Linked DNA regions of Mus musculus: region 2 is linked to region 1. A link is a loop called in an ENCODE intact Hi-C map of the cell type or tissue named here. Cell type or tissue: heart. All regions are shown on one strand.

What was found. Hi-C counts contacts between places; a loop is a spot of excess contacts. Peaks named below come from ENCODE experiments on the same cell type or tissue, not always from the same donor. Only the 100,000 strongest peaks of a DNase experiment are listed, where the experiment ranks them.
Region 2: a loop joins it to region 1, with 2.3 times the contacts of the local background. A loop is called at or near these places in 3 of 42 quality-filtered maps.

What each region holds. Positions count from the first base shown.
Region 1 is chr6:119,094,296-119,102,295 of GRCm38, forward strand. All of the region lies in intron 1 of Cacna1c (calcium channel, voltage-dependent, L type, alpha 1C subunit), which reads right to left. Among named protein-coding and RNA genes, the nearest start is that of Cacna1c, 10 kb to the right of the region's middle. In heart, no CTCF peak of the experiment used is centred here; no DNase peak of the experiment used is centred here; H3K27ac peaks cover 968 bases.
Region 2 is chr6:119,037,888-119,045,887 of GRCm38, forward strand. All of the region lies in intron 3 of Cacna1c (calcium channel, voltage-dependent, L type, alpha 1C subunit), which reads right to left. Among named protein-coding and RNA genes, the nearest start is that of Gm50599, 27 kb to the left of the region's middle. In heart, no CTCF peak of the experiment used is centred here; a DNase peak (open chromatin) is centred at 194; H3K27ac peaks cover 1,742 bases.

The DNA.
Region 1 (8,000 bases):
ATCATGTTTCTTACTTGGCTGGACGTCGTATGACTGTAGTTTGGCATCTTCCTCCAGCAGTTTTCCAGCTACCTGTGACCTTCGATCTGCATGTTGAGCACAGCCTAAGGTCTACAAGCCATGCACTCTAACTTAGTTACAGCATCTAGAAGACGCTGGGGAGGCCAAAGTATGAAGCAATGAGGTTCATCTTCATGTGTCTATACTTACATACACACACACACACACACCCCTATACAGCATCCTACCCCCACAATGAGCCCATGGCTAGGCAGCTGTTCCAGGAACAAATGCCCAAGTTAACCAATCCTTAACCAACCAGCCTGAGTTTGTATTGGTTTACAGTTGTGTGGAGGTTTTAGCCTATGGCTGGGTGGTACATTAGTTTTGACCAGTCTCAGAAGTGTTTCGCAGCACAAATCCACTTGCCTGATTACCAAGAATTCAAAAAGGAGCTGGGTCAGGGGACCAGTACTCCCTTGGAGGGCGTGCTCCCAATGACCCAAAGACCTCCCACTAGGCCTTTACCTCTTAAGGGGACCACCTCTCTAAATTACCACCATAGAGCAGCCTTTAGCATAGGGACCTTTGGAGAGCAGTTAAGATTCACACTACACACTCACCCCTCTGAAACTAAAACCATCCTGCTGCCCGAGCCTGGCATCTCGATAAAAACCTTCCTATCCCGTACCTTCACTCAGAGAATGTCAAGAGGCTGACTGTGGGAACAGACGCGGGCTGTGTGGCTTAAAGTCCCAAGCCTCTGCCTGCACTGTATATCCTGTGACCCTCCACTCCACCAGCCACTTCAAGTGGCCAGAGACTCCCAATTCTCCAACACTAACTCTAGCTGCCCTGTCTCCTGGAAGGGCCAGAGTCTTCCCATTTGGCCGAGCTAGCACCTGTCTCATTTGGCCACACAGCGCTGAAAAGCCTTTCACTAGAAATGCCGGCCTCTAGCACAAGGCAGCTCCCTCGGAGACTTGGGAAGCGTTAGTGACTTCTCTGGATGTCCCTAGAAGTCCCTCTGTTGCCTGCTCTGTTCTCCTCAGCTTCAGCCTGCACTCCATCTGTCCAGTTCCCTACATGCAGTGCTCCTCCAGAGGATCCTGGGGGCAAGCTTCAGGCTCTCCCCGCAAGGCCACTCCATATGTCCTCACTTTTTGATAGCTCCTATCTGTGTTTGACAGCAGACTGCTTCCTCCTTTCTTGGGGTTAAGCTTCCACTCCTGTCCATAACCCGCTGTCTACTTTCTTCTCCCAGACTTTCTTTGTCAACAGGCTCCTGTTCTTCCTTTCCAACTATCCTTTCCTTCTCACAAACAACCAAATTCCTTACAAGATAGGTCCCAGAATCATAGCCCACACCTCCACAGTGTGCTGTCTAGCTAGACAACATCTCTACCCTAAAGGCCACTGAAGACCAAATGATGCCCAAATCATCAAATTCAGGGAATTTCCCAGTTCCCCTCTTCCTTTCCATCCCCTTCATCCAATACTGACAGTGGGCTGGATCCTGAAATATCGTCTCATCTTGACCCTATAGGAGGAAGGCTATTCCCTGTCCCATAACCACTGCCACTGTTTCTGCCACTGTTCCCTCTTCCTGTCCTCTAACAAAAGGGGCTCCTGTCTTTCTCTGTTCTCTCCCTGGAAATTTTATCATTTCCATATTTTCAGCTATCACCTGCATGTGTGTCTTACTTAGGGTTTCTATTGCTACAACAAAACACCATGACCAAAAAGCGGGTTGAGGAGAAAAGGGTTTATTCAGCTTAGACTTCCACGTCACAGTTCATAACCAAAGGACGTCAGGACAGGAGCTCAAGCAGGGCAGCAACCTGGAGGGAGGAGCTGACGCAGAGGCCGAGGAGGGCTGCTTCCTGGCTTGCTCACATGACTATATGGCTTGCTCGGCCTGCTTTCGTGTAGAACCCAGAACACCAGCCCAGAGAAGGAACTATTCACAATGGGCTAGGTCCTCCCCTATGGAGCACTAATTGAGAAAATGCCTTACAGTCAGATCTCCTGGAGACATTTCCACAGCTAAGGCTCCTTCTTCTCTGATTTCTCTAGCTTGTGTCAAGTTGACACAAAAATCAGCCAGTACAGTTGTACTGTGTGTGTGTGTGTGTGTGTGTGTGTGTGTGTGTGTGTGTGTGTCTGAGAGAGAGAGAGAGAGAGAGAGAGAGAGAGAGAGAGAGAGAGAGAGAGAGAGAGAGTGTGTGTGTTCAAGTGCATGCAGGGGCTGTGCCTGTTGGTGCACTTGTAAAGAAAGAGATCTAAGTCAAGTGTCACTACAATTTATTCTCTGGAGCAAGGTTTTCTCGCTGATTCTAGAGCTCACGTGAGCGACAAGCCCTGAGATTCTCATGTCTGCCCCCTCCCCCAAGTGCTGGGTTAGCTACTCACAGTCATGCTCAGTATTTTACATGCATGCTGGCGCCTGAACGTTTGCATGGCAAACACTTCAACCACTAATCCAGTCTCTCCCGCCTTCCACACTACTTTTTGAGACCCTTAACCTAGAGCTCACTGATTTAGGGAGAATAGCTAGCTGGTCACCGAGTTCTCAGAAACCACCTCTGTACCTGACCTGCCCCCATCATTGGGTTAAAAACACGTTCCCACACCTGGCTTGGGCATGGATACTGGGCATCCAAACTCAGGTCCTTCCTCATGTTTGCACAGCAAGCACTTTACTGACTGAGCTATCCTCCAGCCCCACCAACTGCTACCGTTTTAAAGAGAATTCTACTCTATGAAGGGGCTCCTCTGGCTGTGCTTTGGGAAAACCTCTCCTTCTTGTCCTGCGTGGACAATGCCATGAGCCCCAGGATGAGCCTGAACCCACAGCTTTAGCAAGCCTGCCCCACCAGCAACTGTAGGAACCCCTCACTCACTCTGAATGCCTTTCCATTGTCTACCAAATGGGAACAAATGCTCTAGCCTCAGACAAGTATCCTCCACAGTCATCCTTCCCCACCCTTCCCAACTTCTTTCCCATCAGGCCTTGCGTACCCCCCAAACTCAACTAATTAACTGAGTTCCTTTAAAACCCAATCTTTGTGCCATTAGCACATCATTGTTTCCTTTACGGATTTGGTTCCTGGGAGGGTTCCATACCTCACAGGATGGCCCTACACCAGTGAGGATCTAGACAGCGTTAAGGAGACTCAAATACAGTGCATACAATTGGAACTGAGAATTGGGGTGGGGGGCATGGGAATAGGGGAACTCTCTGTACCAGGAATATGTCTACCTCTTATCTCTATCCCATTTTGTCCAAATGGCTAAAGCTCCCACCACTAATCATCCCAATTGTCCAAATAGGATGCTTCTGTTTCTTATGTAAGAATTTCATACATGTATATAATGCAGTTTGACCAAATCCATCCCCATTCCCTCCCCCACGAACAGCTCCCCCACGCCCAGGATAACCTCTCAGGAATCAAATCCTTAACAAAAGCAGACTCTCCCTGCCCCTACCAGCTGTGATTACTAACAGCTTCTCAGCTAAGTACAGGACTTCATGAGCACCTTCTCAAGCCAGGCTGGGATTTTGGGCAGTTGGATCTTATGCAGTGGCTTTCAGAGTCACTTGGTCATCACCACACAGCATATGCCACTATTTCCCTTGGTCCATCAGCCCTGCTCTCTCTTTCTACGCTTTCCTCTTTTCATGATCCACTACACACAAAACACACACTCGGGAGCATTTGCACACACACAAGAAAGAGAGTGAGAGAAACCATTTCCTATCTTCTTCCTTGCCCAGTTCTTAGTTGAGCATGCAAGGGTAAAAGCCCTGAGATGTTATTTCTCACAGTATGGCTAGAGGCAGACGCCATCATCCACAGGCCACATGACAGAAACCCCTCAGCCAACACTGACACACACAAGCCACTGAGACTGCAAGAGAACAGAAACAGAGGAACTAGCTTTGTCTGACTGGTCCCCACCTCCTGTCCCGTTACAGAGCCCTGTGAGCAGGGAAGAGAGAGCTGAACTCAAGGTAAAAGCTCTGTTATCTGGGGAATGGAGCAGAAACAGGCAGTCTTCACCAGAAAGCACCTTCCCGACTGTCAACGAGTCAATGTTGAGTCTCAGATGCGGGGGTTGGGCACCCAGTGTTAGCACAGGGGCCCCCTCACTCCTGATACAGTGGGATTTCCTAGGGCCATATTCTCAACCCAGGGGATTCAAACCCAGGTAGCCATATAAGGAGATGGCCAACCAGCACAATGGTTATTTTTACAGTTCAGTCCCAAAGAAGATCACACGTGTGCCTGTGATCCAACCTACAGCAAGGAATTGTAGTAATAGCCACAAGTGGAAATGCCCAAGCAGCCAATAGACGAGCAGATAAAGAAACTGTGATGGACTGAAGGAGGAGGATTTGGCAAAAAGAAAGGATGGAGTCGGGCCCAGGCTACAGCAGCGTGGCTGAAACTCAGAGAGTCAGAAGCAAAAGAACATGAGGTATCCACAATAAGCCAAGTCATACAGAAAGAAAGTTGCTCAAATGTCATCAGACTAAGGGAGGGAGTAGGGACATAGGGAGACACTGTCTGAAGGCTGTAGCGTTTTGGTAGAGGCAGAGAAGACATTTTGGAATGGTGAAGATTGCACAACATTGTGAATAAAGTCAATGCCGCTGGGTTACAGGCTTAAAACAGCCCATGTTACATGACAGATTTTAAAAGATCATATTAATCTGTAAGACCTATCAGTACAGAAGCACGTAAAAATATTTTAAACCCACTTTATATGCTTTTCCTTTTTTTTTTTTTTTTTTTTTTTTGGTTTTTCGAGACATGGTTTCTCTGTATAGCCCTGGCTGTCCTAGAACTCACTTTGTAGACCAGGCTGGCCTTGAACTCAGAAATCTGCCAGCCTCTGCCTCCCGAGCACCACCACACTCAGCATTTTTTATTTTTTTATTATTTAACATTTTTCATACAACATATCTTGGTCATATTCTTTCCCTCTTCCTACTCTTTCCAGATCCTCCAGTATTTCTCTATCTGCCAAACTCTCACTCTCTCTCTCTCTCTCCCTCTCTCTCTCTCTATATATATATATATAAAAAAATCAAAAATAACAGCCCAAAAAACTCTCAATGAAAAACACAAACTAAGCCAAAACAAAAGCATACACACACACACACACACACACACACACACACGTTTTGCACTGATCTCCTACTCCTGGGCGTGGGGCCTGCCCTGGAGTGTGGGTGGCACTCCTGCCCTGGAGTGTGGCCAGAGGCACTCCACTGAAAGAAATGGATTTTTCCTTTCCTAGCCAGTGTAAATTTAAATAGCTTCTTGGATAGAGGTGGGAGTTTGTGTCCATTTGCTTTTTCATGCTGGGATTTTGCCTGTTGATGCCACTCCAAAATGACCTAGGACCCTACTACCTATATCATGCTTCTTTCTGTTGTCTATCTCCAGTTATCACAAATATTCCGAGATTTCTATGTGCAACCAAGTATTATCTATGTGGATAACTCTACCTGTAGAATTATTATTGCTGTCAATAGAGCATTAAAAGCCACAGAAGCAGGAATAAACGCTTGGGAGGCCAGAGCTGGAGCAGAAAGGAAATGTGTCTACCAGGGGCCAGGCCCTCCTTTTAAGATTAGTGAAGCTGTGTGGGATAGTGAGATGACTTCAAAATTCTAAGTACCCTAAAAGCTGCATTGGGTGAATATATGTTATACCTTGTGAATTGTATCTCAGCCAAGCTGCTATTTAAAAATAAATCCCCGGGCATAGTGTCACATGCCTGCAATCCTAACACTTGAAAGATACAGGGAGAAGGATCCAGATCTTAAAGTTAGCCTCAGCTACATAGCAAGTCTATGCCTGCCTGTCTCAAATAAACAAGTAAATAAAATTAAGTAAGTAAATACATATGACGTATGATGTCGGGGAGCTCGTGGCAAGGACAAGCAAATGTACTAGAAGCCTGCTAGAGAGTGGAGAGTGCCTGTCGCCCCAGAGGGTCACCAAGAACTATTCAAAAACAGGCTAGAACAAGGCCACACTTCCATAGGCCTTAGAACTAATCCTAACTGAACTGAAACCGGACAAAGTCACTAGCCAGAACACAGGCTGAAGAGAGGAGAGGCCAGGGAAAGGCCCCTGTTAGAGAAGACCCAGCCTTCAGCTCTTCATCCACGTCTCTTTCACAGAAGATACGAAAGCAAGTCTGAGGGTGGCTCCCCGGGGATACAGATGTTTCCCCAAAGTGGGGAGCAGATTTCTCTCCCAATTCTTCCCCACATGAATTGCTGTCATTTCGATCTGAAATATCCCTTAAAGGCCTTGGGATACTACCAGCCTTCAGCCACACATAAATGCAGTCGTCCCTTAGGAGGTGGGGCCTGGTGGGAGGATGTTAGGTCATTGGAAGCAGGCCCTTGAAGAGGATACTGGAACTCTAACCCCTTCCTTTCTCCTTGATACGAGGTGAGCATCCTTTTTCCTACACATACTCCCCACCATGATGTCCTGCTTCACCACAGGCCCCAAAGTCAACAGACCACAGAGATCACAGAGTTCTGAGACGGCCACAGGATAACCCTTCCCTCTGTAGAAGTTGATTGTTGCAGATATTTTTTAAGTGAGAGCTGACAATGGAGTAGTAATAGAACAACTTTTATTTGTCTTACTTTTAAATCCCAACAAAGTTTTCAACCTTGGGGGAAGCGTATATACCCACCCTATTATAAAGATGAATTATACTAAGCACAAGCAAGTGGCACTCCAAGAATTGTGCCTGGAACATGATAGGTGTTCGGTGACCATTAGGTAATACCCCTGGCTTGTGGTAAAATATAAAAAGGTTGACTGCTTCAGTACAAGGATTCCCCCCTTACATAAAAAATTAAAACAGATCCTGGGAGCAAAGACTAGAAAAGCATGTTGCAAAGTAGATGCAAAACACATCCCAGCATGCTCTTTGATGCTGAAACTATTCTTATTTTAGGAAATTAAAAAGTTAATCCCGTAACTTAAGATGGAACATTTAAGCCCTTCCCCCCATTTAATAAGTGTCTCTTTATCTACAACCAACCAGGACTTTTGCCAATTAAAAGAAGAACTTGGTCCATTTTCTAAAAGCATGGTGTATTTTCGAAACAAAGTTTTTTCTTTCCAGGCTGTCTGTCCCTCTGTACAGGGCAGTGGTGACAAGATCTGATGAACTCGACATTGGAAAGGAGAGCATAGCCTTAAGTAGTCTACTTCTATCTGTACGTTGTCTGAGCATCCAAAGATGGGCCCATTTGGCTTTGGACTTGAAGGCAGGCTACCGTGTGTGTGTCTGTGAGAAGGTGACATGTCAGCTGGCCCCATAAGGTAACTCCCAACCCCTGCACACCCCAGGTCCTGATCCCCAAGTTAGAATAACAGTACAGATGGAGCCTTAGCCCCAGCGTCTTACTGATAAGTCACCAACAGTTATACTGACAGTTGTCAAGAGGGCAACTCAATGTCAAAATACCAGACCGATCTTGACTGGTTTGTTTTTGGTTTCTGGTTTTTGGTTTTTGGTTTTATTCACTTCTTCCTTGATTATTAAGGTCTAAGCCAGTCCAACTCAAACTCTTTTGTTTGATCTTATATTTTCATCTTTTAAATTCCAGAGTACCTCGGGCCTCCTGTAACACTTGGGAAATGCTGTCAACATTGTTTCGACGTGTTGTTTTCTTTAACTCGGGTACTCTACCTCTGCAACCCAAGAGAGCTCAGCGCAGAAGGGATGTCCCCAAACAAAAACAGCTTTGAAGCCTTTCCAATGATAGATACCTCCCACCCCCTCTCAACTCTGTTCCTAAAATCTAATGCCTCAACATTAATTGAAGTCAGTACCTAAGCGGAGGCGGGAGACCCAAGAAGAGGGAGAGGTGGAGGGGTTCGTTGCACAAAGCCCAACCAGGAACCCTAAAAGAACATGGGTGCTTATTCTTCCCTCAGAGTGGTCCAGGAAAG
Region 2 (8,000 bases), 56 kb before region 1:
CTGTGAAACCTGAAAAGGCAGAAACCCGCTGTATCAACTGACAACTCCTACAGCCAGGATCTTCCTAGACTCCAGCTTCCCGAAACACTATAAATAGAAATGTCTTGAAATCAAAAGTAAATGGGTCTTGGGCTTTTTAAGTGAGTCCAGAAGGGACCATGACATTTCCCATGATATCTTGCCAAGTCGTTCTCATTCCTTTGGCTGTGAGCCTGGGAGAGATGAATACTCTGCCTGATTCTTCCCTGGTCTGAACATGTGCATCAGTGTGCACTGCGACAGGGTCGAGAGAATAAGGCACAAAATCTCCAGGCAGTTTAGCTCTCCTTTCTCCCTCAATCTCAGACATCCGAGCACACTGTGCAAGTCCTAGACGAAGCAAGCTGAACAGGTGTCTAAGGAATCACACATTTCTTCTCCAAATGTCGCCTTGTATGGCTTCTGCTGCTGCTCAAGTGACCTCCAGCCAAAAGAACCACACCTGCCCAAATCTAAACATCACTTCCCAAGTCAATGCATATAATCCCAAGAGACTCTGATTCTGTGTATCAACACAAGGCAAAAAAGAGGAAGGATAGGTAGAAGGAGGAGGAAGAAGAGTAAGAAAAAAACAAGGCTGATCCAGACAGGATGCAAAGCAAGGGTCCCCAGAAAGCCACCTTGAGTGGTGCACAGGGCCAGAAGACAGAGGTACGATCCACAGCTCACCCTGTTCATACTCCTTCTTGCAGTCACGGACACCAAAACACACATACATATTCCTCAAACCCTTTTTACTCCATTATCAGGGGTAGACATGGAAGCAGAAGGCTCCATACCCTGCGAAGAATAAGCCCCATGTGATTTGAATAGCAGAATTTTGGTTCAATTCTTGGTGCCTCCAACTCCAAGATGTGTGGTCCTAGCAACCTCCTAGGGAAGCCACTTTGCCTCTGAATTGATTCTTTGATGTATTGATTCCTCACTGATGAATGAGGACTGAAAACATCTCAGATGCAAACTTGTTACTGGGATTAAAGATTACAAAATTAGAAATGGAAAGGTTTCTGGCAAATACTTTACCTGATATATGTCTAACTAATGGTAATTGGGGGCTAAAGAGAAGATGTGACACAGGGCACCTAAGACTATAATGTACTCCTCAGAATCAGGAGCCTGGGCTGGCAGGGGGAGGGGGGCTTAGCAAAATACACAAAATGTTAATGTGCAGTTGTTGAGCAGTGGCTGGAAGACAAGTTCTGATTTTTTTTTTTTTAGTGTATGGCATGACTCTTAATATCACTGTGTCTTTATGGCAGGTCTTTGCAAAGCTGTATTGTAATATGATATATGCTGGCAACACCTCCATGATGACCTGCCAGGCTCGGGTCACAAAGATTTGTGCAGATTTGCTGCAGATCCATGCATGTGGGCCTTTCTCTGCCCTCATACATGACCTTTCAATGGCTTCCTTATTTGCAGGAGTCCATGTGTATTATAAAGATATGTGTGCAAGCATGTGTATCTGTCAGCCTGTCTGGGCATAATTGTCTGTACATGCATGTAAGCATACAAACAATAACACAGCCCCAGAAGTTGCATGAATTCCCCATCCTTGGCATCGTTCCCGATTCTTCCCAGATGGACCCAGGCAGGCTGTTTTCCAGTGCTGTTTTGCACACTCGTGGTGCCGATTCCATGATCAGTGATAAAGAACACGAAAAGCACCCACTAGGGAGTAACTCTTCTAAATGATTCACCTGGAAGGAAACCTTCTGCCTATTTAATTACCAAAGCTCAGCCCATGTGAAGTTGGAAATGGCAGGAAGTGATCTCCTTTAACTGTGTCGGGGTACTTCCTCTCAGTGCCTATTACACATTCTTATCCTAGGACACACACTTTCTCTTCTGCCTCCCATCCCCATTTCTCCAGTGACATCTGAGATTCTCCCTTCTGACCACCGTTCGGTCTAAGTTGGTGGAGAATAACCTGTTTCATGCTATAAAATGGTTTGACATGCCCTTGGGAAGTATTTAGTAAATGAGTGTTTTGGTAATGTCCAGTGCCAAATCAAGCCAAGAGCCTGCTTTGCTGGAATTGGCATTCTGCTGCTTAAAGCTGTTGTCAATAATCCTTCCATTGTATTGAGGTCACACAGGAGCAGGCGAGCTGGCTCTCTGGTACCTGGCCTGGCTCACAGGGCAGGACGGCACGCAGGGCAGGACGACAGCACATGGGATAGGATTTACATCCACTTTCCTCTCCTCTCCTGCAGTGGGGCAGTGTTCTGTCTCCAACCCCTCCTCTCTGGTCAGCTTGGCTCCCCCACGTTAGTTGGATCCTTTTGAAGTCTCTAAACACTAAAGAAGCAGGCCATGGCACTCCAGGCACAGTCACGAAGCCACGCTGGATATTGTCATTTCCCACTGTTGTCCTCACCCTGGAGCCTTGTGCTTTACAGATCAAGGGTAGGGAACAAGGACAGAGCTAGGATAGAGCTGAGTCTTCGGTAGAACCGACCTGTGATAACAGGAAGACCCAGTGATCCCATAGAGAGTAGTACCCCCTTTCCTAAACCATCTCAGGATGTACACAGACTCTCCACACTCCCACCTGCCAGTCCTTTCCCTTGCTCCTCTTCCCCAACACTTGGCCATGGCTCATGTCACAAACCCTGAGGCATGTACCCTGAGTGAGTCAGGATCACTAAAATTCACAGCCAGATCCCTACAAAGCCTCAGACCCACAAAGGGCACAGTGTGGAGGCTGCAAAGTTGCTTTCTTCATGCTTCCCCTAAGCGTGTGGACAGGAACGACTGACTATGGAAAGCAAGCCCACTAGGACTAGGCTGTGAACAAAGGATAGGTACCAGTAAACGCCTAGGGGGCTCTTCTGGTAGAACATCCTGCTTTCTGAACCTTTCCCATGGAATCGCAGGCCCAAACAAGGTGCCCCTCTGGCTCCCACGGCACCTAGCCCTTCCGTGCTCTGTAGCCAAGAAGAAATACTGTAGCCATGTTTACCTTCTCTTTGGAAGTATTTGATTCCCCAAATAAAATGTATTTCCATATCTCCTGGCACACACTGTTTGTTATCCAATAAATATTCATTTGATTAATGATAGTCCCAAGTTAATTCTTCTCCTATTAGTGGCAGCTACGTTCAAGTGTCTCTTTTCCAGGACAGCCTTTCCTGACGACAGGCAAAGAAAGATCCACAGCCTCTCAAAGACCTATTCATGGCTCCTTTTCTACTGCTTGTCTCCCTATCTGACCACGAGTTCTTCCAAGGCTGACTCATGGCCTTTCCCTGTGTGGTCCATCCATCCAAACACATCCTAGTACCCAGCTGTGGCAGAGCCACGGCGGTAACAACAGCCTCTTCTTTCTTCACCACCTCTGGTGCGGAATTAGTAGCAGTCGATTATAAATATGACAATGCTTAGCACTTGAAAAATGCTACACAAAATTTCAAAGCACTTTTAAGAACATTATCTCTAATGAGATAATGCTCCTCGCAGAAGCCTGTAGTTAAGTAGGTGTAATTAGCCCTAAGTAACACGTGGAAACTGAGGCTCGGGAGGTTAAGAGACCTGCCCTGGGGCACAGAGCCAGGTCAGCACTTCTCTTCCTGTTAGCACTTTCCTCTGCAATTTGGGGCCTCTCCAGACTCCTTAAAGCACCATTAGCAAGAAATGATCATTAAGCAAATTGAGGAAAGAAAGAGAAATGCCAGGAAACGCACGCTTTCCACCAAACCACTCGCTTGGTCATAGCTGACCCTCCACATCACTTCGAGCCATTCTCTGGCTGTCCTCATAGAGCACATAGGTCAGTGCATGCTATATCTTTTATAACTGGATGCCCCTGGCCCAGGGACTAGAACATAACAGATGCCCAATTCAGTGACACTTGGCCAGCAAAGGCTGGGAAACAAGTGTGATACCAATGAATAAGCCTGAAATAAAAGGTATACCGTGGCCGTGGATACCACAAAGAGGAGCCCTCAGAACTAAAGCACACTGAACATTTAAACATCTGGTTTTCATATATACAATTATAAACGGAAAAGAACGAGTTGGGGACAGGAACGCCCCCCCACTCCAGCCAGATGGATGACAACCAAGGGCATCTAGACACACAGACACTTGGAGGTCCCCTTGTCAACGAGGCAAATGAGGTCTAGGTCACCAAAACCCAGTGTACAGAAATGGGAATTCTCATGCCAGGAGGTCACCGCCGTGTCCCTCTCCATTGGGGCACGTTTTCTAAGACTATCTTCCCTTCTTGTGCCTCCCAGGGTGTTCCCTCAGTGAGATCTTCTCGGGTCCACTGGAAGCCACAGAAGCAATCTTTTAGAAAGCAAAGGGTCCTGCAGTCACTCAGTTATTGGAGCTTCTTCTAGCCCCACAGGGACACCTGCTCCTTTGGAGGCTGGTAGCAGCTAACTAACCATCCCTTGGAACAAACTCCAGTGCCTCATCAGGGCCAAGGTACCTCTGCCCCAGCTCAAGTCATCTAGCTGACTCTCAGTGTGAGAACTACTCTGAGTTCCTCTCACCATGGAGTCCTTGCCCTGCTCTGCTCTGCACCAGGATTCTCCACAGGTTGCTGCCCACTTGGGTCCTCACTCCTATCTCTCTGCCCTGGTTCCTGTGACACCTCCACAGGGAGCCCTGCCATGCTTACCCCCTGCCAACTCTTAACACAACTCTCCCTTCGCCTCTTTCGCGCTGTCTATGATGTTCTGCGCTTATTTTATTTACAACTCTGCCTACTGGGTTTCTGGCAACATCACCAAACAGGGCTCCAGAAGGATCTTGTGTTAGGCAGGAGGTTAGCTCTGGGGACGATCCAACGTCCTCCCAAGAAAAGACTACAGGATGACAGGTGCTCCTACTCAGGACCCTAAAACAGAATATAAACATAATGGTGGTGCCTGAATGGCGGTCAAGGTGTGAAGATAGTCACGACAATCCATTCTAGATGGGCCAGCTCAGGGTCTCAAAAACAGGATGCAAGGGGCAATGAGTGATCCTGGTCCATAAGAGCTAGGTCAAATTCGAGTGACTTCAAGACTTCCTAGCCAGAGGAGTGTGCACAGAGTGCCCCTGCCCTTTCCCAAGTAGATACTTCAACTTTAAGAGTGCTTAAGCCTCTATGCATACTCTTGGCATCTTTATATATTTACTAAGAATCTGTATAGAATGGGCTTCCCAGAAAAACAGTTCTTTCCCTAGAAGTGCCTCTGCTGAGAGAGGCACAGGGGAGAGGGTAATAGGAAGAGGGATAAAAGCATCCTTCTAGGATAGCTGCTCAGTTCAGCCCACTCTGCCTACAGCGTGCATCCTTGCTAGCTCGAAGTAATCTTGACTCCTGACTCACTACTGTGTGCCTGCTGAATTCCCCTCTTTCAGAAGCACAAGAATCAACCTTGCTATTAGGGTAGTGACCACAGGAAACTAGAGACTTCCCCATGGCCAGCCTTCTTTGTGCAACTTTGTATTCCCAACACATTCCATGGACACAGCTGCCATCCAATAAGCATTTGAATCAGTGTGCACAAGGATACACCAGTATCTTGTCAGCGAGCTTATTCATCAGAAAAGGAGGCACAGATGTCCAAAATATCTCAGAACCAGTTAACTATACTCTTCTGGACACACGGAAGGCAAATGGTAGCCGGCGGCCACTCAGCAAGGGTCAAGGAAGGAGCCCAGAGATAACAGACAGTGATACTAAAAGTATAGGTCCATCAGACCTACCCTCCCTGGAGAAGTGCACTCTCAGCCCACACCATCCCAACAATAGCACAGCCAAGGCTGGGCAGTCACTCCTGAGGCTCCTACTGCTTCCAGGCACTGCACTAGGTTGTGTGTGTGTGTGTGTGTGTGTGTGTGATCCCTGCTCCCATTTCCTGTGAGCAGATGCTGAACTATGTCCCTCAGAAAGGTCTATTTATGATCCCATTCTCAAGCCTGGGAACGTGACTTTATTTGAAAATAGTCTTTGCAGACCGATCAAGATAAAATGAAGTGATTCTGGAGTGTAATGGGTCAGTCCAGATCCAAAGGGTGAGAACTAAGCTGGATCCAAAAGAAGTAAGTATATGCATGAGCCCTCTAGCCACAGAGTAAGGGACAGTCATTCCAGACTGCACACCTACCAAAGTACTTTCCCAACTAAAGCAGTCCGGCCAGCTCTCCAGCAAGCAGGTGACAGCCACAGTGCTCTGCATCCATCTTAGAAAGGTCAGGAGCTAAATTTGGAACCTAGCTTTCATTCTTTTATATCTCTAAGTTATCTTGAGGCTAAGGGAAAAGGTTCACAGAGGAATGTGCCAGAAAAGCAGAGTAAAAATTCCAAAGACGGAATAGCCACGTGGCTCTGATAGGAGCAGGAAGCACAGGTGCAAGTCCTTGTGCGCCTTTCCCATCATTCCTAAACATCGTCTCGAGTGACGTGCCACAGCTCACTGAGTTAGCACCTGTATTTCACAACTTAGAAATCTCAAGTGCAAGGCAGTGTAGTGACAAGGCCTAACTGGTAGTCAGTGGCAGAGGTGGGACACACCCCAGGGCCATAACAGCCCGTTCAACTTCTTCATTGTCCAGCACATAGCCTGTTAGCTCAGCTCAGTGGTATGTCCAAAGTACCTGGGCTGCTCAAACATCTCCAGCGAAGCCTTACTGTATAAAGGGGGCTGTAGAGGAGCCCTCTTAGACCTTGAAAGGTAGGGAAAGGATACCCTTAGGATGGATGCCTACAGCTGGATACCCTTGCGGTCTCCTACCTGATGTTCCCAGACCTACCAACACACAAGTATTCCGAGACGGAGGGCCTGGAGCTTTCGCATCACGGAGCTTTCTGAGCTCAATATCTCTCTCTCTCTCTCTCTCTCTCTCTCTCTCTCTCCCTCTCTCCCTCTCTCCCTCTCTCCCTCTCTCCCTCTCTCCCTCTCCCTCTCTCCCTCTCTCCCTCTCTCCCTCTCTCCCTCTCTCCCTCTCTCCCTCTCTCCCTCTCTCCCTCTCCCTCCCCCTCCCTCTCTCCCTCTCCCTCCCCCTCCCCCTCCCCCCTCCCCCTCCCCTTACACCCCTCTCTCTCTCTGCCTGCAATCCTGTCTCAGGAAGTCTGCCCCTCACTCCAGTTCATACTATATGCTTTACTTCAGAGAAGGCCCAGAGCCCTATGTGACCAAGGACCTTAGTTAGCTGAGTCCCACTGATCCAGAGGAAAGTCAGACCTCAAAGCCACAGATACTTCTGAGAAGCCAGTGGATGATCTGTACGTTCCTCTGGTAGACAAGCGAGAGTTTGAAATGGCCTGACCCTAGGACAGTCAGAGACACAGCACACGGTAAGGAGCTCCACTCCTGACAGGAACTGCAGCTCCTCCTTCGGTGTCCCTGGTAAGAGACAACAGTGCCCATGGTACACTCATTAGTCAGAGGCTCCAAGAAAGTACCATTTTCTTAAGGAGACCCACTACCCCCACACACCTCAGAGAGGTGATGCCACACAGCAGTCAAGGGTACAGACTCGGGAGCCACCTGCTTAGATGGGACCACAGAACTAGGGCTTCGATTCCCAGCCTGTGATCTCAGGCAGATGATCTTGTGTCCCTCTGCCTCTCCTTCATCTTTAAAAGAGGACGACTACAACAAACAATGTACCCATACTGCATGTCGGTAAAAATATGAATAAATAAGTAGAGGGATGCTTACAACTAGAGCAGAAGTCTGCTGGAGTTGCTGGAAAGACTAAATGAGCTAACACATGTCATGTACTCCAGGCGGTGCCAACAGTGTACGTGCCGACATTAAAGTTGTCAGGAGGCATGGATCCAAGTGTCTCAATCACACAGGAACCAGGGAGAACAGAGGGAGCACTGGGAGAAAGGCACTGAGAAGCCCAAATCAGTGCTACCGAGTCCCCAGAGCTAACACAGCCCATTCATGTGTAAGCCAGCCATCAGCATCTATCTACCTACCTTCCTTCCTTTGCTTTGCACATTGCTAGCA